Regions from separate parts of the Homo sapiens genome. Here region 1 is linked to region 2. A link is an interaction called in ENCODE POLR2A ChIA-PET data of the cell type or tissue named here. Cell type or tissue: MCF 10A. All regions are shown on one strand. Links, peaks and the distances in the headings refer to the core of each region. The heading gives the core; the rest is flanking DNA. Region 1 has its middle 110 kb from the start of LINC00548. Region 2 has its middle 51 kb from the start of LINC00548.

Evidence for each region. ChIA-PET counts read pairs that join two places held together with the same protein. Peaks named below come from ENCODE experiments on the same cell type or tissue, not always from the same donor. Only the 100,000 strongest peaks of a DNase experiment are listed, where the experiment ranks them.
Region 1: POLR2A ChIA-PET joins it to region 2 with 12 read pairs; 3 of 35 experiments call an interaction of 5 or more read pairs at or near these places.

What each region holds. Positions count from the first base shown.
Region 1 is chr13:40,326,462-40,336,026 of GRCh38, reverse strand. No RefSeq gene overlaps it. Among named protein-coding and RNA genes, the nearest start is that of LINC00548, 110 kb to the right of the region's middle. In MCF 10A, for the core only: no CTCF peak of the experiment used is centred there; DNase peaks (open chromatin) are centred at 2,586 and 4,896.
Region 2 is chr13:40,263,983-40,279,969 of GRCh38, reverse strand. No RefSeq gene overlaps it. Among named protein-coding and RNA genes, the nearest start is that of LINC00548, 51 kb to the right of the region's middle. In MCF 10A, for the core only: no CTCF peak of the experiment used is centred there; DNase peaks (open chromatin) are centred at 7,069, 7,369 and 7,859.

The DNA of each region.
Region 1 (9,565 bases), core at 1-5,000, 61 kb before region 2:
CGTGCCTTACTTTTAAGGTCAAGTGTTACCCAATTAGAGTAAGTTTATATATATATTTTATTATACTTTAAGTTCTAGGGTACATGTGCACAACGTGCAGGTTTGTTACATAGGTATACATGTGCCGTGTTGGTGTGCTGCACCCATTAACTCGTCATTTACATTAGGTATATCTCCTAATGCTATCCCTCCCCCTTCCTCCCACCCCACAACAGTCCCCGGTGTGTGATGTTCCTCTTCCTGTGTCCAGTGTTCTCATTGTTCAATTCCCACCTATGAGTGAGAACATGCGGTGTTTGGTTTTTTTGTCCTTGCGATAGTTTGCTGGGAATGATGGTTTCTAGCTTCATCCATGTCCCTAAAAAGGACATGAACTCATCATTTTTTTTAGACGCATGCACACGTATGTTTATTGTGGCACTACTCACAATAGCAAAGACTTGGAACCAACCCAAATGTCCAACAATGATAGACTGGATTAAGAAAATATGGCACATATACTCCATGAAATACTGTGCAACCATAAAAAATGATGAGTTTTTTTTTTTAATCAATGGAAAACATAGTAAGTCATTGAAAGAAATAATACATGTGGAATCAAAGGTTATCTGTACTTGAGTAAACCATAGAATCTGTAATTCAAATGGAATGACCCATTAACTGTATGTAAAGGAAGTTGGAGGTTAAAGTACCTGGAATGTTCAATTTGAGACTTTTTACTTTATTTTATTTTGGAGATGGAGTCTCGCTCTGTCACCCAGGCTGGAGTGCAGTGGCGCCATCTTGGCTCACTGCAACACCCACCTCCTGGGTTCAAGCAATTCTCCTTCCTCAGCCTCCCAAGTAGCTGGGACTACAGGCACACACCGCCACACATGGCTACTTTTTTGTATTTTAGTAGAAACAGGATTTCACCATGTTGCCCAAGCTGGTCTCGAACTCCTGAGCTCAGGCAATCCGCCCACCTCGGCCTCCCAAAGTGCTAGGATTATAGGCATGAGCCACTGCGCCTGGCCTTATTGTATTTTTGAGACAGAGTCTCGCTCTATCACCCAGGCTGGAGTGCAGTGGTGCAACCGCAGCTCACTGCAGCCTTGACCTCCGGGGTCCAATCAATCCTCCTACCTCAGCCTCCCTAGCAGCTGGGGTTACAGGTGTGCACCACCATGTGTGGCTAATTTTTGTATTTTTTATAGAGATTGGGTTTTGCCATGTTGCCCAGGTTAGTCTCGAACTCTTGGGCTTAAGTGGTGCACCTGCCTCTGCCTCTTAAAGTGCTGGGATTATAGGCATGTGCCACTGCGCCCAGCTGGGCCGGGTCATTGCATTTTAGAAATCTCCTCCACCATGTCCTTCACCCTCTGCATCTTTTCCTTGATGGGCAATGCCAATCTTCTTATAGGAGAATGGCACAGAGTGATTTCTTGTCAGGTTTAGAGGTGATTTGGACCTTTCTGTTGGCTTCAGAATTACCCCTGGATCTGTAAAACAACACAATCAAGCACCAGGTTGAGGCTGCTGATTAGTGAGATCGATGATGTGATTGAAAGCATTAAGATAAGTAGGATTAAAAAAAATTCAGGTATTCATTTCAAGGCTACATAATCAAGGTACAATTAAAACAGAAGTTGGGAACTGAAAGTAAAGATGCCAAATAAATCACATTTTGACCCTCAACTCCCACCAGTGACTTTTTATGTCTCAGTCTCCAAGAGAAACTGATGATCACCTCCCTGGGGTGGGCTGCTGAGACCCGCCCCACACCCTCCCATCCCTGCCCCACCTCTGCTGGGGTGGGCTCGATGGTGGAGCAAGGCAGCTTCCTTCTTGTCTCTGCCACCTTCGCTGTAAGGGCTTGTGCCTGGCTCTGATTTTTTTCTGGTTGTGTTGATCTACTTGTCTTCTCTCCAGCATAGGGCTATGGTTCCTCTCTTTGACCAAAAATTGGCTTTTGTCCTTACTGTCTTTTTTTTTTTTAATTCCTTTTTTTTGGAGACAGTTTTCACAAGTGCATTTATTAAACATGTCTTCTTTTATAAATTGACAGGTAAAATGATATATATTTATCATGTACAACATGTTTTACAATATGTATACATTGTGGAATGGCTAAATTGATTTAATTAACATTTGCATTACCTCTCATACTTCTTTGTGGTGAGAACACTTAAAATCTATTCTCTTGGCAATTTTCAAGAATTCAATATATTGTTAGTAACTATAGTCACATGCTGTACCATAGGTCTCTTGAACTTACTCCTCCTGTCTGAAATTTTGTATTCTTTGGTTGACTTTGCTCCAGCCCTCCTTGCAGCCAGCCCCTGGTAGCCATCATTCTTTTCTCTGCTTCTGTGGGTGAGCCAGTCTCCGAGTCTGCACTTGGGATCTCTTGTCTGGATGTTGCCCGGTGACTTGCACTGACCTCTGGTCCCCATGCCACTTACCTGCTTCCAGCCTCAGCTGTGTCCCAGCCTGTCAGTGTCTGTGTGCTCCTTGGTTTCAGTGTGTTCCTGACCCTGGTTTGCTTAGACTTTCCCATCCCTACCTCTTACCTCATCCCTTTTTACATGTGGCTGTCTCTGGGTGATGCCCCGACATGCCCAGCCACTCACCCCCAGCTCTCCTCACGGGACACTGCTGGCTGTCTGCTTATCAGGCATGCCACAGAAAAACACTGGGCTAGAGTCAGACTCAAGCATAGACTTTCTACTTGCTAGTTGTATCATCTTAAGTCACTTGGTCACTTTCAGTCTGTGTTTCCTCACAGATGTATAACGTATAATGTATAAATGTATAAATGTTTATAAATTATTGTTTCTTTTGTGTCCCATCCTAAGAAATCTTTGCCCACCCAAGGTTGCAAATGTGTTTTGCAAGTGTATTTTCTTTTAAAAGCTTTATTTTTCTTTACATTTAGGTCTATAATTTATTTTCGAGTTAATAGTTGGATATCATATGTGTGCGGTAGGAGAAAACAAACTGATTTCTCCTGTTATATTATCAATACTCAACAGAGAAGACGTCTGTCAACAGATATGTGGGGATTTTCCCCACACATTAATTTACTTCTCTGGTGGACACCAACTGGGTGTCCTACAATTCTGACACTACCTGGAGTTAGAGTCAGATCCCGCAGATTAAGTGTTGAGTCCCCAAACCCTGACACCTCTCTACCCACCTTCCCATGGCAACTGCAGGTCCAGGCCTCTGGTAGTTCCTTTATTTTATTTTTTTATTTTATTTATTTTTGTGAGACGGCATCTCATTTACTCTGTTGCCCAGGAGGAAGTGCAGTGGCGCGATCTCAGCTCACTGCAACCTCCACCTCCTGGGTTCAAGTGATTCTCGTGCCTCAGCCTCCCTTAATAGCTGGGACTACAAGTGTGCACCACCATGCCCAGATAATTTTTGTATTTTTAGTAGAGACGGGGTTTCACCATGTTGGCCCGGCTGGTCCTGAACTCCTGGCCTCCAGTGATCCGCCCACCTCAACCTCCCAAAGTGCTGGGATTACAGGTGTGAGCCACCCCGACCGACCCCAAGGCCTCTGGTACTTCTGACCACTGGCTATAAACTGGGGTGCCCATGACCCCCTTCCTCAGGTTCAGTCATTTGCTAGAATGACTCATAGAACTCAGGGGACCGCTTTACTTACTATTGCTGTTTTATTACAAAGGATGTTTTAAAGGATGTAGATGAACATCCAGATGAGGATATGCAAAGGGTTGGGAAGGGTCCAGGGTACAGGAGCTTCTGTCCATGTTGTTGAGGTGCACTACTATTCTGGCACGTAGATGTGTTCTTGTTCACCAACCTGGAAGCTCTCTGAACCCCATAGTTCAGGGCTTTTAATGGAGGCTTCATCACATAGGCATGACCTATTATTAACTCAGTCTCCCCTTCCTGGAAGAGGAGAGGTGGGGCTGGAAGTTTCAAGCTTCTAATTGTGGCTTGGTCTTTCTGGTGACCAGCCCCCATCCAGGAACCCACCAAGAGTTGCCTCATTAGAACAAAAGACACTCCTACCACCCAGGAAATTCCAAAAGATTAAGATCTCTGTGTCAGGAACCAAGGTCAAAGATCAAAATGAGAAAAAAAGCTGCACCTAGCACCCCTATTGCTCAGGAAATTACAAGGGTTTTAGAATCTTTGTGGCAGGAACTGGGGAGGAAGACCAAAATATACTTATTTCTTAATAAAAATCACAATATCAGAATGTGAGATCAAGGTCGAAGTTTATCATTAGCCGTTAAGGAAATAACCACAATGAGATATTACTACACACCTATAAGAATAGATACAATGAAAAAGACTTACCATACTGGTTGTAGATAAAGGTTTAGAGGAACTGGAACCTCATGCCCTCCTTGTGAAAAATGTAAAATGGTACAACTACTTTGGTAAACAATTTGGTAGTTTCTTCAAAAGTTAAACATATACTTACCATATGACAGCCACTTCACTTCTAGGTGTCTAAAGAATTGAAAGCATATATCCCTACAGAGACTTGGACACAAATATTTATAGCTGCTCTATTTGTAAAAGCCCCAAACTGGAAATAACTCAAATGTCCATCCATAGGAAAACGGATAAATAAATTGTGTCATCTCCATACAATGGAATACGATTAAGCAACGACATAGATAAATCTCAAAATAATTATGGTGCATCAAAGGACACAAATACTATATATTTCCATTTATATAAAATTCTGGAAAATGCAAACTAATCATTAGTAACTGTTAGATATGAGTTCTAAATTTCTTTTCATAGAATTAATATGTCAGTGTGTTCAATTCTTTGCCTTTTACTTTTAAAAGTAACTTCCTCGTAAAGCAACCCTTTTCGATTTCCTACTCCACCCTGACTCATTCCGATCACCTGCTCCGCCCTGACTCATTCAGATTACCTGCTACCTGCTCTGCCCTGACTCATTCTCCATCCTGCATAACCATTTTTTTTCCCTCCAAAGCACTCACCCCATCATTCTCTTTAAATTAGCCAATCGGAATTAGTTTAGCCTGTGCGGTCTAACCCTAGCCAGTAAGGGAACGACACCGCAGCAGGAGCCACGTGCGTCAGGGATAAGAACCCCTTTCCCTCCCTTGTCCAGGTGTGTGCTCACCATTGCTGCATCTGTAGGGCGCATCCTTCTGTAGAAGTACCTTGCCTTGTTGAGAATTAAAAGAAAATTTTATATTCGAGTGCTATTTCTTTTGCGGCACTGAAACTTTATATACAACAGTAACAGAAAGCAGATGGGTGGTTGCACAGAGATGGGGGTAGGGAAAACATGGCATGATTATGAAGAAGCAGGAGGAGAGTTTGTGGGGTTGTGAATAATTTCACTGAGAATGGGTGATGGTTTCACAGGAGTATACATGTATAAAGATGTATCAAATTATATACCTAAATATGTACAGTTTATTGTACATCAATTATACCTCACTAAAGCTTCTAATGTTGGTGCAAATATCCACCAATGTTTAAAAAAAAAAGAGAGAGAAAAGGATTACAAGGCCCCGGAGAAGTAATGTTATAGGACCAAGAGGTCCGTATGCCCACTGCACAGTAACAGACTTATCACACTGAGACAGCAGAGATGCAGCAGAGAAAGAGTTTAATGAAATGATCATAGATTGCTGAGCGAGGACACAGGAGGTGAACCTCAAATCCATCTCCTCAAGGAGTTCTGGGCTAGGGTTTTTAAAGATTCATGGAGGGCAGGGGCTGGAAAATTGGGTTTGTTGATTGCTCGGGTCAAGGGGGATGAAATCATCAGGATGTGGAAACTTTGTTCTTCTGTGAGTTAGCTTCTCTTGGGGTTGCTTGGACCAGTGGAGTCTGTGGGGTTCTTCAGACCCACTGACGTAGTAGTTTCATCAGTGCATAAGACCTGAAAGAATGTCTCAAAGGGAAAACTTTCATGATGTTCAAGTTGCTATCTTTAGAAGAGTTAAGGGGAACTGTAATCTTGTAACAGGGTCTTGTATGATTCTAGGACAACAGGCACCAAACAACCATAGTTTTAGGAAGCAGGTCAGAGAGTAAGTTGACTTAATGATTCATGTTAAGGGTGCTGCAAACTTGGTTTATTTTTGTTTCTCCCCCACCCTTCTGCCCTGATTAATCTTATAAAGCTTATGGGGTGGTTTCAGTAATGCCCAGGAAACTGAACTGATAGCTGTAATCTGCTCTAGAAATGTACATTGTCATTATTATCTATACCACATAGACTAGGAAAGTTTCCTCCAAGGGAACCAGATGCAGTTTCTGAGTGTCCTTAGACTTTAATTTTCCCAACCCTGCCCAGTGGAAAATGTCAAATGTCAAGCTATAACACCCAGCACTGGCCTGATTGCATGAGGACATCCAGACCCTTGAGGCTTTCTTTCAGGGCTTGACCCATCCCAGACCCTCATCCCTGCCCCTCACTCTCAACAAATGACAACATAGTGCCTAAAAGTGCACAGTCTTGCTTTCAACCAGAATAGGAGTTCTCAACCTGGTTGTATGTGGGAATTCACTGGGGAGTTTTTGGGAAATGCTGATGCTTGGGTCCCATAGCTAGAAATTCCCATCCAGTTGATCTATATTTTTAAAGCTGTCCGGATGGTTCTGAAGTGCAGCTGGGGTTGAGAAGCACTGAGGTGGAGCCTGGACCCTCTTCGCTCACCTGTCCACCCCTGTGGCCAGGTTAGCTTGGCTCCTCTGCATCTCAAACTTTCTATTCAACTAGTGATGGAAAGCAGTCCAGTAGAACTGGGTATGATAGCAATAGTAATTGACATTCAAATAGCATTTGGTTTTTTCCCAAAGGGCTTCCATGGGCATTTTCTTATTGAGTCTCATGGGTAACCTGAGAAATAAGACAGGATCATTTAACACTTATTGCCCTTTACCTAATTAATTGTAAGTGCAGTAAATGGTCATTTTAGAATATTTTAAGGAACAAATACTGAAATCTATGAAGAGAAAAAAAAAATCTATAATCCAATCTCTCAGAGAAAACCAGTATTAACATTTGGTTTCTTTTAATGAAGATACAATATATGCACTTAATTTTTTAAAAACAACATTGGCACAAGCTGTACCAGTGTTTTGTAACTTGTTTTTTTTCATTTAATACATTTTAATCATTTCCCCATATTCTTTTTTCTTTTTCTTTTCTTTTCTTTTTTTTTTTTTTGAGACAGTCTTCCTCTGTCACCAGGCTGGAGTACAGTGGCCCAATCTTGGCTCACTGCAACCTCTCCCTCCTGAGTTCAAGAGATTCTTGTGCATTAGCCTCCTGAGTAGCTGAGACTATAGGCAGGCACCACCATGCCCAGCTAAATTTTTGTATTTTTAGTAGAGTTAGGGTCTCGCTATGTTGGCCAGGCTGGTCTTGAACTCCTGGCCTGAAGTGATCTGCCCACCTCAGCCTCCCAAAGCGCTGGGATTACAGGCGTGAGCCACTGTACCTGGCCCATTTCCCCATATTCTTAAATATGCTTTGAGAATAATATTCTTATTTTCTAGTACATTGCATGGAAACACCATGATTTTTTTTAACCATTTCCTACTGTTTAGCAGCTTGTTTCCATGTTTTCTGTATGAAAAATAACCATGCCCTTTTGTGAAGTAACTAGAACTCTCATACTCCTCCAGTGGGGATATAAATTCATACAACTATGTTAGAAAATGTTTGACATTATCTACTAATGTGGAATGTGTGCAAACCCTATGACTCAGCAATTCTCCTCTCAGGTGTGTACCCATAAAAATGTGTACATATGTTCAACAAAAGACAGGTGCAAGAGTTTTCACAGTGGCAATAATTTTGGCCCTAACTGGAGGCAACATAAATACCCATTAACAATAGAATGAATAAGTTAACTGTGGCATATTCATGCAATGGAATACAATGTAGCAATGAGAATTAACTAACTACAGTGACATGTAACAATATGGATGACTCTCCCAAACGTCACTGAGTGAGAAAAGGGATACACAAAGAATATAAACAAAGGCAGACACCATTAATCCATCCTCTTAGGAATTAGGGTAGGGGTTACCCCCTGGGGAATGGGGCAACAGGGGGTTTCCTTCTTGATTTGGTTGGAGATTCAACTGAACATGTTCGCTTTATGAAAACTCATTGAGTATATTTTCTGTATGTTTACTTCAATAAAGTCAACTAAAATCTCACTATATTCTTATACATAAACTTTTTTGTTGTCGTTGTGGCTCTGTCACCCAGGCTGGAGTGCACTGGTGAGATCTTAGCTCATGGCAACCTCCACTTCCCAGGCTCAAGCAATCCTCCTACCTCAGCCTCCTGGGTAGCTGGGACTGTAGGCACATGCCACCACACCTGGCTAAGTGTTTGTACTTTTTGGAGAGATGGAGTTTCCTGGGCATCATGATGCCCAGGCTGGTCTCAAACTCCTGGGCTCAAGCAATCTACCCGCCTTAGCTTCCCAAAGTACTGGCATTACTGGTGTGAGCCATTGTGCCTGACCATACATAAACTTTCAAGACAACTGTTGTTGCCTTGTCCTTTTGTCTGGCGAAAATGTGGCTTTGAGAATTGTTATGGGCTGACTTGTGTGTTCCCAAAATTCATATATTGAAACTCTCATCCCCTGTGGCTCAGGATGTGACTGTGTTTGGAAATCGAACCTTGGAGGAGGTAATTAAGTTAACATACGGTTATTAGGGTGGGCCCTAGTTTCACGGGACAGAGACACACATAGAGAAAAGGATGACTGTGTGAAAACACAGTGAGAAGGTGGCCACCTCCAAATCAAAGAGGAAGGTCTCTGAAAAAACCCAACCTGCTGAACCTGAATCTTGGACATCCAGCCTCCAGGATTGTGAGAAAATAAATTTCTGTTGTTTAAGTCATCTCATCTGTGGTATTTTGTAATGGTAGCCCTAGAAAACCAACAAAAATTGAGGAAATTTTGTTCAACATTGTACATGGAATAAGCAGCTGAGCAGGACTTGAATATCTGCCATCTGACTTCAAATTCTACAGTATTGCCACTGCCCCCAGTGTTTTATCTTTCTATGAGAAATTGATGGTGGTGCCATGAGGCAGCAAAGGAGAGTGCCATCTCCATGGATCAACCACTGCTCTAAAGAGGACATGTGTGGCTGGGCATGGGGGCTCACACATATAATCCCAGCACCTTGGGAGGCTGAGGTGGGCAGATCACCTGAGGTCAGAAGTTTGAGCCTGACCAACATGGAGAAACCCCGTCTCTACTAAAAATACAAAATTAGCTGTGTGCGGTGGTGCATGCCTGTAATCCCAGCTACTCGGGAGGCTGAGGCAGGAGAATCACTTGAACCTGGGAGGCAGAGGTTGCAGTGAGCTGAGATCGCGCCATTGCATTCCAGCCTGGGCAACAAGAGTGAAACTCCATCTCAAAAAAAAAAAAAAAAAAGGACACGTGTGTGAGGACCCAGGCCACTTTACAAAAAAAAAACAAAGCATCCTTTCCTTTGCTTGCTGGGGTGTGATGGGTTTGATAACTGTCGTATTCAGAGAAGGAGACTTGCTGGAGAAAGAAAATTT
Region 2 (15,987 bases), core at 4,663-9,662:
AGACTGTGCATCTGCACACAATACATTCTCTCCTGCAGATAAGGACATCAAAAAATAATGATAGCTACTATCACCTGGCTGTATGCTATGTGCAGGGCAATTTACACATACGGCTCATCTTATCTCACAACACTCTCAAGTTGATTTTATTAGTCCAGCTTCACAGATGGGAAGATTTTTAGAGTGCATAATAAAAACTCAACACATTTTAGCTGCTACTGGTATAATAATTATTACTAATAGTAATACTAGGAGCAGTAGTGATGATGTTAAGGATTTTTCCCAGTAGTTCCTACTGGTAAATATCAGAGGCAGGCTAGAAATGAACCCAGGTCTATCTGATTCCAGAGATCACATTTTTCATCATCAAACCTTACAAAAGTCTGGAGTCGAGGCAGCAGTAGACAAAGGGGACCAAATTTTCCCATGGAATATTTCATCTCGTCTGAATCGCTTCTATTCTAAAAAACTATGTCTAGCAAAGAACAAGCTTTGCTGGTAATCAGTGACATAATGATGGGATTCCTTGGATGACAGCAGATGAATATGGATGGAGTGATCCTGATGGATTCCTTTCTCAATCAACTATCCAAGTTTGACTGATTTGATGCCAGTCACATCACACTATGATTGAGTGGGTTAAAGCTTTCTTTTTTTTTTTTTTTTTTTTTTTTTGAGGCAGAGTCTAGCTTTGTCACCCAGGCTGGAGTGCAGTGGTGCCATCTTGGCTCACTGCAACCTCTTCCTCCTGGTTTCAAGCAATTCTCATGCCTCACCTCCCCAAGTAGCTGGGATTACAGGCATGCACCACCATGCCCAGCTAATTTTTGTATTTTTAGTAGAGATGGGGTTTCACCATGTTGGCCAGGCTGGTCTTGAACTCCTGGCCTCAAGCGATCCTCTCGCCTTGGCCTCCCAAATGGCTGGGATTATAGGCATGAACCACTGCACCTGGTATAAAGCTTTCTTTACAAGGCTTAAATCCAGAACTTTCCTTTATTGAAGGTGCCCTGATCCTCTTGCCTAGATGCAGAACATATTATTATTATTATTATTATTATTATTTTCATTAACTTTTATTTTAAGTTCTGGGATACATGTGCAGGATGTGCAGGTTTGTTACATAGGTAAACGTGTGCCATGGTGATTTGCTGCACAGATCAACCCATCACCTAGGTATTAAGCCCAGCCTCCACTAGCTACTCTTCTTGATGCTCTCCCTCCCCCCACTCCCCGACAGGCTCCAGCGTGTGTTGTTTCCCACCTCATGTGTCCATGTGTTCTCATCGCATAACATATTACTCTCTTATCTTATATTATTCTCTTCTCTTATCTGGATCTCTTATGCTGTCTCTTACAACGAGGTACTTCTTCAGAGGGCTCAGGTATGATGGGTATATGTGGGGTCTTACAGGAATCCTAATACTGACTCAGGTCCCTGTCTCTGGGTTGGAGGAGTATTTTGAGGAACACTTATTTCCATGTGAAGAGAGACTTCGTGATGGCAAAGTGGAAAGAGCTTCACAGTTGATTTTGAGGGGTTTGGGGCTTTATGGTGAGCCAGTGAATAAGCAGGAGAGGTGTAAGAGAACACTGGTGTTGGAGCTTCGCTATTAGGAAAATGATGGTAAGACAGCAGCAACTGAAAAGAGAGGAGCAGAAAGAAATAATTTCATGCTGCTTTTCTGGAGAAGAAGTAGACAGCTGATTGTAAGAGGACAAATAGGGAAGATGTGTTTTTCTCCCTTTGCATTGCAAAACAAATTTGATTTGCACAGTTAAAATATTTGGCTAAGTCATATATATATATAATATATATATATTTTATATATCCTTATGACTTTATACAAACGAATAGGGTTTTAGACATTTATGCACAAATATATAAATATTTACCAAAAATCTTTAAAGGATTAAACAAATTTTACCAATGCGATAGGAGAAAATTGAGAAGCAGATAAAAATAGACTTGAAAAATTTCAGCTAACCATAGTAATTAAGTTTAAAATGAGCTGAAAATGTGAAAATATAGGGAATGCATTTGAAAATTGTTTCTGAAGCAGCAAAACAAAACATTTAATATTATTCAGTAATGTGGCTGCATTCGGGTACAGATATACTTGGTATATGGGAATTTTAACATGTTTAAACTGATTTACTCTACTAGAAGAAGTCAATAATTCAATAGGACACATGGTTGTGACAGGCTGCTTTGATACGTTTAAAAGAAGTCATGAGCTTGGACATACAACCAAGTAAATGAGTGAAAACAGAGTGGAAAGCTGTGTTTTATAATCAGTGTCTGTGCTCCGACCACTGTAACACACCAGAAACAGCGCAACAAACAATAACAGAAACAAAATCAAAGCCAACTCACCATTTTCAGATCAGTATTTGAAACACAAGTTTCTCGAAACTTCTGGGTATTTGGAAATGTCGAGGAGCAAGGTGAAGGCCAATGAGGTAGTGTTGAGTGATGTGTGCATATGGAGAATAATGCAGGGGAATGGCTGTGCAAACAAGAGAGAAAGAGCAGAGGGCTCAGGGCAGAGACTTTGGAAACACCAACATCTCAGAGACAGGAGAAGAAAAATAAAGAATTGAGGCATTTCGACAGGTAGAGGAAATGGAAAGTACTGGAGAAGCCAAGGATTCTCTAGGTTCATCAGGAGGGCGTTTGGCAGCATTGGAAACTGGAGAATCACAGAGAATGGGGTCTGAAAGCATGTTGCTGGGTGTGGTCATTGGGGGTTATTAGAGCAACAGTCACGGAGATCAGTAAGCGTGAAGGATGTCAGGGGTGAGGTAAGTGGAAGGCGAGGCAGAGGGTACCTAAGAAGACATTGATGATGGAGGAGAGATAGACAGAAAGAGAGAGAGTGAAAGAGACAGAATACCTCTCATTTTGAATCTTGTAATCACGTTTTCCCTATAAGCTTTGGGAAGGCCGATATTTAGTGAGACAAAAAAAAAAAAGGTGTAGAGGATAGGAACAAATTACTGATATCCGAGAACCTTGAGGCCAGCATGGGCTGGCAAGCATGGAGGAGAAAGTCTCAAAGGCAGCACATTCAAACGTGTGTTCTGCAAAACACTTGTCTGCAGGATGTTAACACATGTTTGGTGAGCAGAGAACTGAGTCTGTCCTTTCTTACAAAATGGTTTGAGTCCTCTCTGTCCCACAGGAGAGGAATTCTCTGAGTCCATTGCCTGCATCCTGAACAGGGGACCAGCAGGTCTGTCCTTTGTATTTCCACTTCATTTCTGGTTTACTGAGGGTTTTGTGTGTGTATGTGTGTGTGTGTGTGTGTGTACGCGCTGGGCTATGCCTTTGTTATTTTCTTATATTTTGTCTGTCATTGCTGTGTATGAATGTGGTGCAGAGGGACATGTTCAAGATTGACCCAACTGTGCCTTTTGGGCCACAAGTTCTTGGCAGAATTCTTTCCTTTAGGACATTTTGCAGTTTTATGCTCTGTGACTGTCCAAGACGGGAACAACCCATGCTCTATTTCCCAAATTCATGTGACCATGGGAGTCCTCCTTCACCGGGCTCCTTCTGTTGCCTGTTCTGTGAATCACACTTTGGGAAGGTTATAAATGAGATGAAAATGACAGGAAGTTTCTTTAGAAAATGTATAAAATGTATTTGAATGAAGAGCGGGAGGAGGAACGGCTGCTCTGGGAGCCTCTTGTGGCTGAGTGTGCCAGGAACGGTAGGTACCTCTGAAAACAGGGAGAAAGTTTCAGCCCAGTGGTGCAGGGAGGCTGCCCGGGGGGATGTCAGCAATCTCATCCAGGAATAGAAGTGGAAGGAACTTTATTTTCTGTAAGGCCTTGGAACTGAGATTGCTCAGGGAAGGACATAGCCTAAGGAGGCCCTGTGGGTGAGGCTGGAAGAAGTCAACTCTAATAATGCTAAGTGGTTGCCGTCTGCCCTTTTACCAGGGAGACCCTGGGTTCTGCTTGTTGTAGTGGAGGCGCCCATGCACCCCTACACATTTGCCATGTTCCCAAGCTACTTTCAGAGAGGAGGGTGCCCAGGTGACAGTAGTGTATGCTCCTCATTCAGGGCCATGGTCTAGGGAAGAGAATTCTGCTTCTTCCTTGGATGGTGATAAAAACGGAGATGTTAGTGTGGATATTCATCAACTGACTCATGGAACAAATATTTACTGGGTTTTTACTGTGTGTTTGAGCACCCAGTAACCAGGAACGAGATGAAATTGACAGAAAGTGAACAAAAAAGCAGTCCTAGATCTTATAAACTTGGATTCTAGCAGAGGAGACAAATAACCCTACAGCTGAAATGAGTGGAATGAGATCCCTGGCACAGGAAGTTCAGGGAGATATGAGATGCCTAGGAAAGGCACCATCTCAGAGGGTAATTTAGGGTGGATGTGCTGGGGGGCAGGAGACTGCTGTCCAGGCTGAGGGCTGAAAGATGGATTAGACAGGTAAGGTGGAGGATGTATAAATTCCAGGCCCAGAAAAGAATATTTTCGAAGATCCAGAGGTGAGAGAAATGATACTCTGTTGAAGGAACTGAAAGACATTCAACATGGGTAAACATAGAGTCCTGGGTGAGAAGTCAGGGTGGGGATGGGAGAGTGAGAGAGACAAGGCCTAGGCAGGCACAGCCCAGATCACAGGCCAGAGATCTCAGCCCGCACAGCGAAACTACCAAGCTGGGCCTTGCTCTCGGAGGCTCTGATACTTTCTGCTTTCTTCCTACACTGATTTTGCCTGCTTTGTTCTCCTCTTCAGCTCCCTTTCACTTTCCCCACCCTTAAATCTGCCCTGCAGAGAGCTTGACTCATCCTGTAGGGACAGAGGGTTTGGGGGGTCACCCTGGGAGTGACCTTCCCACTGTGGTGGGAGGACAGCAGCCAGGTAGGTGGACCCTGTGCTGGGAAGTGATGGTCCTGGTTTGTAGGAGTCACCTGAGGCAGATGGCCTATCAGGAAGGTTTCACAAGGGTGGGGATCGTCCAGAGGACAGGTGAAACGTGGCAACAGGGAAACTAAGTGCAGACAACAGGAGGAAACAGACAGGTAGTCTGCTGGCTGTGGCAGGAGGGCTGGCCATTGGGACCATGGTACAGTGGGTCCTTCTTACTGGATCTGGGATCATAGGAATGAGAATCTCATAGAGGGAAAAGGGACACCAGCGAGTGTGACCTGAGGCTGAGTCATTTGAACTTGGGAACCCAGGGTGCTCCAAGCTTCTGGTTAAGGACAACCAGAGATTCTAACCCGGCCAAGCCTGGCAGTGGAGGTCAGGGGCCTCGCTCTGAAGAGAGAAGGAATCTAGGCCAGGGAGCCATGGAGGGCATTCATTTTTCTGCTTCCAACTCTCACCTCTTTATTGGATGCTGTCAGCCTTGACCTCTCCCCTGTTAGGCTTCTCTGCCTAGTGAACTCTCTCTCTTCCTTCTGCTCTCAGCCTGAATGTCTCCTCATTGAAGCCATTCCCAGTCCCCTAGCGAGGCCAGGGACCCCTTGCTGTGGGTTCCCATGCCTCTGGGGTTTCCCTCAGCACTGTCTGTAGAGTTATCAGAGCAGTTACTTCAGTCTGTCCTCACTAGGCAGGGAGCCCAATGAGGGGAGGGTCTGTCTATTCTGCTAATCATTATATTTCCACTGTCAGCACCCAACAGGAGCATGACAATATCTGCTGAAAGAATGAATAAATGAATATTTCCAAATGCCTGCAGGACTTCCGTGAGATGACTCTTACTGCCATTTCCACAGGCTCAAAAACAACTGTCCTTCTTTTTCATTCTGTGTGTGCATTTTATATCTAGGCTGTTGATTGGAATAGAAATAAAAAGGGCTGCGGATATGAAGACTGTATGTGAATACTTCAAAAACAGACCCGCGTTCCCCATGGCCCTCGGGTCGGGCTATGCTGCAAACATTAAATGTGCTTTGAAAACGGTCAGCTGCGCGAGTGAGGCAGAAAGGGGGCCTCGGCGCAGCTTTGTGGAAAGCTGCCTTTTGGTGCACACACACTGCCTACTGCCTGGGATTCTGACAGTCACGTAGTGCTCAGGTGGAGGTGACGCTAATGATCCAGGTGCCCTGTGCCATCACATTTGAGAAAAGTGATCTCCTTAATAAGGCAGTAAAGCGCCTCAGGATGAATGCCGCATTCAGGCCAGGGTGGGGAGCAGTTGACGGTGCTGGGAGAGCTCTTTGTTTCTCCCTGGCATGTGGCTGCACAGCCTTTGATGTTAGAATTTTGGCTCATTAATAACTAATTTACATTTCTCAGACAGCAAATTGTGATCTGACACAAATTTATAAAAGAACTCCAAATGGTGAAACTCTCTTATACAATGAGTCCTTTGTGGGCTTTTTAATTTTTTTCCCCCTAACTTAAGGAGTTTGTGATTAAAATTTTAATGCCATCATTGAAATCTCTTGGGCTACTTAAAAATAAAACACCATCTTATTTCCTTCCTCTCAGAGATCATGACAACTGGCTGTTCCTATGTGGATGCTGTAAGTGCTACAATTGCGTTTTCATCTGCTCTGAGCCTCAGATAAAATAGGATGTCCTTAGAGGGCCAGAGGAAAGCCCTGGCAAAGGAACTGGCAGTGATGGCAGGAAGGCGGAGGTGCTGGGCTCCTCAGCTTCTGCTTCTTCTTCTTCTTTTAAAAGAAACAGGTTCTCATTCTGTTGCCTAGGCTGGAGTGCAGAGGTGTGATTGTAGCTCACTGCAGCCTCAAACTCTTGGGCTCAAGCGGTCCTCCCGCTTCAACCTCCCAAGGAGCTGAGATTATAGGCACACACCACCATACCTAGATAATTTTTAAATTTTTTGTAGACAGAGGGTCTCACTACGTTGCCCAGGCTGGTCTCGAGCTCCTGGCCTCAAGAGATCCTTCTGCGTTGGCCACTGAAAGTGTTGGGATTACAGGTGTGAGCCACCAAGCCCCGCCTGTTCAGCTTCTTCATGCTTCTTTGCAGGTTACTGAGGTGGCAGATTTTGCATGAGCTCATCTCTTTGGTCTTTAGGAGTTCCAGGGGTGACTCTCACTTCTCCAGATGCCTAAAAGCCTGAATAGGTTATTTTGGCAACACAAGTGGGTGAATCAGAGCTACCAAGATAAGGGTTTTATAGATTTATATACATATATAATCTTTCTTCTTAGCTACATCTTGGAAGGCTGAATGCCTCAGGAAAAACATGATGCTTTTTCTGTGTTTTACCTCATGTTTCTTTGGGAGAATATAGAGGTCAAAGGAAGTTGCAAACTAGCTCTTAGAAGGCAAATCTAGGTACATCTTGATCTTCCACCTCCATCATTTATCTTTGCAAAAGACTCTGTCATCTTGTGTGTTGATGACTCACAGCTCGGTGGGGGAGGCAGGGCAGAGCTTCTCTCCCTGTGTGAGAAGGAGAAAATGCCATGTCTACCCAGCCACCTGAAAACACCTTCCCTGACAATAAAGGGAGGACTGTGCTCTAGGGAAAGACAGGACAGACCAGAAAAGTGGACCTGTTGGAAGCAGACAGCTGGCCGTGGGGAGAAAAGTGGGGTGGAGCCAGGGACACAAGACATTGGGTGGCTTGGCTGATTGCATCACGTCTGGCAAGAAGCTTGGTTCTACTGAGTTACTCTTTGCTTGGAGAAAATAGTTTAGGGAATAGCCATGGGCTTGTTGTGTGGAATGGAAACATACCCAGAATGAAAAGATTTTTAAATTGGCACCACTTGAGGTCAGATTTTAAATGGTCACACAGCATGAGCCAAATTGACTACATGCAGAGAAGCAACAAGCCACCCCGGTTGCTTATATTATTTTAATAACAGAAAGAATGCATTAGGAATTCCAGGCAAGACTTCCACCTGGACACAGTCCCAGATTCTAACTCATCTGTGCATGCCTTTTCAAATCAGCCTTTCACAAAGAGGCTGTTTTTCTCTGCAATCTCTTTCCTACCCATAAAGGAATCTGAGGTTCCTCCTTCCAGCTTCGGTTGTAGGAAGCAAGAACCCTGAGAGTGCTGCCTTGAGACAGGTGGCTCTGTGGAAGGCCACTAAGAAAACTGCCATGCAGTTCGGGGTGGCCTTAAATTCAAATAACAAAGCCTATCTCGGGAGGTGGCGTGAGGCATGCCTGGCCCCTTTCTCTGGCTTGGACTGGCTTGGACATGGTGGCTCCTGGAACCGAGAGAGGACTGAGTGTGGTAGTTGCTCCTGTCAGTCTCTGGGGTGGGGCCTGGGTGTCTCTGAGTGACGTTTGGCCTCCGCTAGCTCCACTCATGTGGCAGGAAGATGCCTGTAGCTCTTGCCGACCACTCTGAGCCACAAGGCAGGAAGGAAAACCGTGTGTGTGGCCTGATAATAATTAGGGTCCTTCCTTACACCTGGAACATTGCTGACACTGAAAAATGAATGCTGCTGTCATGCTTGTTAATTTTACCCTCTTGGGTCCTGAATGGCTCACTTAGCACTTGACTATTTTTCCAAGTCACAGAGACCAGACTAGATTTTTCTGGAAGGGAGTCAATTCTGTTCTCAGCCACAGATGGATCAAAAAGGAAAAATCTCATTGCTGTAAACATGTTGGAGCCTCCTGGCTGTGTTGTATTCACCTTCTTCAATCTGGGGGGAGTCTCTGGAGTCAGGTTAGGTTAGAGTCTTGACTCTACTAGCACTTGCCTCTAGTGAGCTTGGATTTGTTACTTAATATTCCTGAGCCATTTTTCCCTCATTTGTTGAAAAAAAATATAACAGTTGTTAAGAGGATTAATTGCAAAGTTCTTAGCACATGGCCTGGCACATAGGAGGTGCTCAAAGGGAGTATTGATGTAATTAAGAGACTTACCATGGAGTCAGGTTTAAGAAATCTCTGGAAGTGGAATCCTGGGAAGTGATGAAATGGGAATACCCTAAGTTGCTCCCCTGTGCCCACTTCTGGGGAGATGTCACCATTGTTATGGCACCCAAATTTCTGGGCAATTAGGGATCTGTGTTAGACCCAGATACCAACAGGAAGTGGCTCTTTCTGCTGATGGTGTTTATAACAAACCCCATGGACCAGCTCTCAAAAAGAGAACCCAGCCTCCTTAGCAAACTCAGCTGTGGAGTATAAGCTCCTCTAAGGGAAAAACCTCATTTGCTTTTGTGCACTACTTTGTCCTATGCAGAGTATGGCATATCATGGGGACTCATTTTGAGGTGAAGAAAGTGATGATGGAGGAGCACAGAGCTGAGGGCCCCATGTCGATTCCTGCGTCAAGCTGCAACTCATGTTGTGCCGAGCACAGTCAAGGGAAATGGAGCTTGCTATCACAGGATATTAATTTGGTTCTTGGGGACTTGCTTTGGGCAATTGCAGAGACACAAACTAAGATGGCTTTATTAATAGAAGAAAATGTCCTGGCACATAGACTGCTCAGGATGTAAAGAAATAAGAAACTGATCCAAGAAACAGCTGTATCTTAGCTACACTGGTTGAAGGTTATCACTAGTTTCTTAGGGGGAGAAAATTTAGGACCAGGTTCAATTGTCTAGAATATCTAGTGAAATAATAGACAATTCTCATTACAGAATACCAGTCCAGTCTTCTCAAAAAGTCTTATTGTCAATTTCATATGGGGTTCAGTTAAAGACTTCCTCCAGATACTACTGACTGTTAGAATCAAGGTTCTAGCCTGGTGTGGTGCCTCGTGCCTGTAGTTCCAGCTACTCTAGAGGCTAAGGTAGGAGGGTCACTTGAGCCCAGGAAGTTGAGACTGCAGTGAGCTATGAGTGAGTTACTGCACTCCAGCCTGGGTGACAGAGAAAGACCCCATCTCTAAAAAAAATAAATAAATAAGAACCAAGGATCTGATATTTGAGTGGGAAAAACTGAGTGTTAAAAACATTAATCCTGCTTAGGTGGGATACATGGTGCAGAGGACGTGATCTGCTCTTGGTAATAATACTGTATATTATATTTTTGGCTTTGTTAAACCATAGTCGCTTTGTTAAACCATAGTCACATCTCTACTTTCATTTTATCCTCACATTATGCATGAGAGGTTAGCAGGACAGAGAGAGTGACTAGTATTGTCCTAATTTTGTAGTTGAGAAATTCAGGTTACAGTTTACTTTACTAGGAAAGGGCAGATTCTGGGTTTAGTTGGAGCAAGAAACTTGAGTCCCCAGCTGCAGGGTTCTTTGTCTACATCCTGTTAAATCATGGTTTAAACTGCCCAGACTGAAGACCCTGCACCTTCAGTCATGTCATGGGTCATGCTTCTATCTTCCAGCCCAGGAGGGTGGCCTGGTGGGATAGATAATGACTGCTATAAGGAAGGGTCTGGGAGGGGCAATGACGTGGCAATGATGGGTGTACATGAAGATGAGGGGAGGGAAGAATTTTCAAACCATCCGTGCACAGCTGACTTTTGCTTAACCAGAAATCTCATCTTCCAGAAGAATTTGGATCATGGGAGCAGGTTTTGAAAGGGGATCACTCAGTTTAAGTGGTGTCTGTGAATAGCAAAAGCAGCAGCCGAGCCTTGTCCAGTCTGTTTGCCCAGCCAAATCCAAAGAATCTGGGAATGCGATGATGACAGAAGCCTTGGGTAATGACTGCAGCCATCACATATTTTGACTTTCATCAAATGACTAGTATGTCCAGACAGAGAGACCTTGCTGTCTGAACCATCTGGTCAGTCCTGGAAGGACTGGCCATCTGGGAGTCAGCACAGAGCTCTCAGTGAGGGCTTCTCCCTGCAGCTCTGGCCAGTGTCATGAGTCTGCTGAGGGTCAAGGGTGTGTTTCAAGTCTTGAGGCTTCCAGGAAGCTTATGGATGGTTTAAGCCTGGAATGAGTGGAGCCAGGTGGGGAATTTTTGCATGAGCTCTTTAAGAACATAGGGCATGAGTGGGCTGGGGTATGATGGGGGCAGAGTATGCTGAGGCTTTAGGTCACAGTTCATATTGCTGTCTTGTGGTAATGTGAAAGTGTTTTTAATCACATGTAAACTCCTTCACTTTGGCACGTGATAGATATTTGGACCTTGTGTTGCCATCAGTCTTGAACCTCCTTGGTGTTAGGGCTGCAGAAAGAGTCAGCACCTGGCCGGGGAGAGCCGTGTGCAGACACAGGAGGGCAGGGGCCTGCTGGCTGCTTATTTCTTTGTTCTCATTAAGCCCATCTGTGACTTTCAAGTAAGTCCTCTGTACAGTTATCCACCTACCCACCCCCCCTTCTTTCCCTGATGTGAAATTCAGGAGATGAACAGTAATGCCACTCTTTGATTTAGTGTCTTTGAAGCAAATCTAATAAGATATCAAATAAATGCAGCAGTTTATTATCTGAAGTGGATTTTACCCATTAGCTGAGGGTGGTGGTTGTTCTTTGTGTAAAACAACGAGGGCATTTTCCTGGATGCTGGGGTCCTTAAGGAGAGCTGGGGGACCCTCCTTTGCCCACTTTTTGTCTAGAGCTGTAACTTAGTAATGTGAACTCCAAGAATGCAGTAACAGAGGCTTCCCATTGTCTTGCTATCACATATATCAAGGTACTGCTCTGTTTCTGACAATCAGGTATTCCCAGATTTCTTGGGAAACCTGGAAGTCATTTATAGTGATTTCTGGAAAGATGTATTTCTCCATGCAACCATTATGGAGAACAGGTTGCGATAATGGAAGATGCTTCACTGCAAATCATAAAACTCCTGATGTGGAGGGCCCATGGGGTCAGTGTAGGCTTTGGACTCAGACAGACCAAGGAGAAAATCCTAGCTCTCCAACACTGTGACTGGGCAAGCTTTGGCTTTCTTGTCTATCAAATAAGGCTATAACAACTGCTTCATAAGGCAGTTGTGGGGATTAAATGAGGGACGGTCTATGCTGATACTTCTTAGATAAGCATCCCTAATCCCTCTAGTCCAGAAATGCCTCCTGAGTTCAGATCTGTGTCTCCACCGGGATGCCCATCCATGCATGTACCCAGCATATCCCAGTCCACACTCACTCTTTCTCTCCCTCACCCTCCAAACTACCCACTTCCTCCTCCATGTTCACGGTAGTGAAGGGTTTTATTATTCACATTGTCCAAGCCAGTAGCAAGTCACTCTCAAGTCTCCCCTCTCCCTCAACCTGGAAAATTCCATCAGTCACCAAATTCTGTGAATTCTGCTTCCCCTATATCATTGCTGTCTATTTCATCCTCCCCACCCAAGGCCACTCCCTTAATCCAGTTCACTTCTTGTCTGGGTTATTGCAAAATGTTCCATTTAAAAATTTATACTGCCACCAGAGTGAATTACCTGGTGTCACACATCTATTAAAAATCCTCACCATTTCCTTTGTGAACTTCAAGGGAACATTTAATTTCTTTGACCAGGGAGAACAGGCTCTCCATGAGCTGTGTGCTTCCCTTCTGTCCAGCTCCATTTGCCACCACTTCTGTGTTCTTACCCTCAGCTGACACCAACTGAAGTACTTCGTGTTCTGTAGGAGTGCCATGGTCTCCTGGACTTTCCTCCAAGATTATCTGTTCTCTCGGCTTGAAATATTTTCTACTCCCTGTTCACCTCATTTATTCCTACCTGCCATTGAAGCTTGAGTGTCAGTTCCTCTTGGAAGAGGATCTTGAACCCTACAGGCTTAGTTGGATTCCTCCTCTCTGTAACACCACCACTTCATGTACTTATGCATTTATGAGAGTTGATTTTTTTCTGGTCTGCCTTCACTTGAGGGCAAGAACTGTGCAGCTCGGCAAGATCAGGCCCTAGCACAAGCCAGGCGCTGGTGAACATGCAGTACATGTTTACAGAATGAGTGACGAGTATTGAAGGTGTCTCCTAAAGAGCCCGGCTCATGGGACGAGCTCAGTAAAACAATCTTCTCTCTGATTTTTCCACTAAATAGCTAGCTAACTTGGGTAAGACCTATCACCTCTCCAGGCCTCAAGTTTTTCATGTGAAATGAAATTCATAACTAATTTAACAAACATAAAATTTCAAAATCAATATAATATAAATCTGTAAATCAGTAAGAAATAAATGGAAAGTAATTTATAATAAAATTGCCTGTATTCCATAGGTAAAGGCGTGCCTATACAAAGGTACTGTGTTTTCTCAAATGTTACTTGTGTTTTTTATGTCAATTTTAAATATTTTTACCTATTATTCATTCTGACCCTAGTAATATTCTCCTTGCTTAGGAGATCTCTTGTTTCCGTACTTTCAATATTGAGAAATTGGTAAAGATTGTTTTACTGAGCTCCTTCTATGAGCCGGGCTCTTTAAGAGTCACCTTCAATACTCGTCACTCATTCCGTAAACAATGAGGCACAGGAGGTTAAATAATTGATCCATGGTCACAGATAGGACATGGGGGATCCTGGATTGGTTGGTCTTTTTTTTCTTTTTGAGACAGGATCTTGCTCTGTCACCCAGGCTGGAGTGCTGTGGCGTGATCTCAGCTCACTGTTACCTCCACTTCTCATAATAAAGTGGTCAGATACTTGCACATGCTTATAATGAATAACTTTGGTTTTCAGAGCAGTAAGACTAAGCTATGTTTATACTTTTTCTTTAAATTTGTCATTTGGAATAAGGGTGACATAAAAATATTTGTAAATTAAAATGGAATAACTTGGAACAAACAGCTGAAAGTGCAGACTGTTAAAGACGTTTTCGTATTGGTTATTCTCATATACCACGAGAGGCAATGCTGCTGGTAACGCAGTTTTCTAAATGAATGTCCAAAATGGTAGACAACTATTGGTAAAGTTTCAAGCAAGACATCACAATTGTCTTTGGATTTTCAGTGTACTTGCATTCCTAGAAAATTCAGTATTTACTAAAATAGTGCAAAAAAGTGCATTTATATATAGAATGAAGTTAGGCTGTAGGCTAAGTTAATCACAAAGAGGTTTTTCACCTACACGAATGTGTAGCATGTTAGAAAGTCATGCTGGAGGTAGCACAATTCTCTGTGGTGTGGGGCTACCCTGCACATTGCAGGATGGCTAGCATTTCCGGCCCTCCCACATTAAAGGGTAGTAGAGCCCCTTGCATCAATGAAACATAGAAAAATACCTACACAAACAAATTTCCAAAACACCTTCTACATGCTTTCTAGGGAACTAGATGAGCTGTAACGGGTTGTACGGTGATGAAATGCTGTCTAAATATCCCTATTCTATGGAAAAAAGTGTACTTCACCCAAATTGTCTAAAGCTAATTATTCTAAAGTGAATTTGCTCCCTGTAATTAACAATTTGTAGCATTAGGAGGAAAGTCACTAACTTTAAATTGGGAAAGAATTAAATGTTAAATGAATATACAAAGGTAAACAATTTTATGATCTTTGAGATATGGGTTGCGTTTTCTCAAATGTTACTTGTCTTTTTTATGTCAGTTTTAAATATTTTTACCTATTATTCATTCTGACCCTAGTAATATTCTCCTTGCTTAGGAGATCTCTTGTTTCCATACTTCCAATATTAAGAAATTTACTCTCTTCTCCTGCATTCTTACCATTTATAATTACAACATCATCTGACACCAGTTAAGTTAGGATTGTTTGATGATCATTGGTTGTTTGACCACTGTGCCTTGAACCCATTTCTGATTTAGTCTTTATACCACCTAGCTGGGATTATTTTTTTCAATTCTGTCTCCACTACTAGTGGGAACTTCTTTACCAAATTTATTATTGTCTGCCTTAAAAGCAGGAGTCATATGCTATTCATCTTATTATCTCCAGAGCATACCCCAATTATCATCTACTAGCAGGTACTCAATTAACATTTGTTGAATGAATGAATGAATGTAGCATGTGATGTGCTTCAGCCTGCAAATCTCATAAATATAAGATTCGAGGTCCAAACTCATCATTTCTGATTACTTGAAATTCTGCAATATTGAGTCTATTTAAAAGGAGCATAAATGCTGAGGTGAGGGAGAAAGGGAGGGTTGTTGTTAATAGAGTTTCAGATTTGCAAGATGAAAAAGTTCTGGGGATCAGTTTCACAACAATGTGAATATACTTAACGCTACTGAACTGCACACTTAAAAATGGCTAAGATGGTAAAGTTTATGTTATATATCTTGTACCACAATAAAAAGGAGGGGCCAAAAAGGGGAGTATAGATATTTTCTTCTTAATTGGCTCCCCTTTCTGTTGATGGTACCACCATGCTACCAGGCTTCCCATCAGGAAATTCTGGAATCATCCTTGAGACTCTTTCCAGTCCATTACATGTCATATAGACCAGTCACCAAGTTTTGGCTTACTAAGTCTCTCAGATCTGTCTCTTTCCCCTACTTCTACTCAAATAATCATGTCATCATATTACACTTGAATTAATGCAAAAAACTCTGATTGGGGTTCTTATCTCTAATCTCTTTTCTTCCCAAATGACTTTAATCACACTGTGGATGTACTGCACAGGGAGCGATCATGGCTCTCTCCTGCCTAGAGTCAAGTCCAATCTCTCTAGACCCAGATCTTTCCAGTTTCCCCCAGTCAGATTGTACACCCTCATTTTTCCCACTCTCCTCCCCCTGCCTGTACAGCCTCTCCTGACGTCCTGTATTAGGGCTCATTTATTTGCTGGTAATCATACTTTTTCTTGCTTTTGTGGCTTTCCTCTGCCTCCTCTCTTGCCTGGAAACCTTTGCTTCCTTTCCATATATGTTGCATGTATCCTCCTGAAAAGTTTGCTTCCTCTCCCAGTTCTTCTGGAAAGGATTCTCTTGAGACTCCAGCATATCTTGAATTCTCCCATCCTGGGATTCTTGTATCATTTGTAGCCTCCATTATATAATTGGGTACTTTATAATTTAATACAAGTCCTTGCTTGCTTTCATGTCCTCAAGTCTTCTTATAAGACCATGAACCTCTTGTCAGGGGCTGCTGTCCATTTTATTTGTAAACAACACCAAGCTTACTATAATGATAGGCTGTAAAATGTGACCCACTGATGAACTGAATCTATGAATATAGTTGTAGTTTGGGTTCTT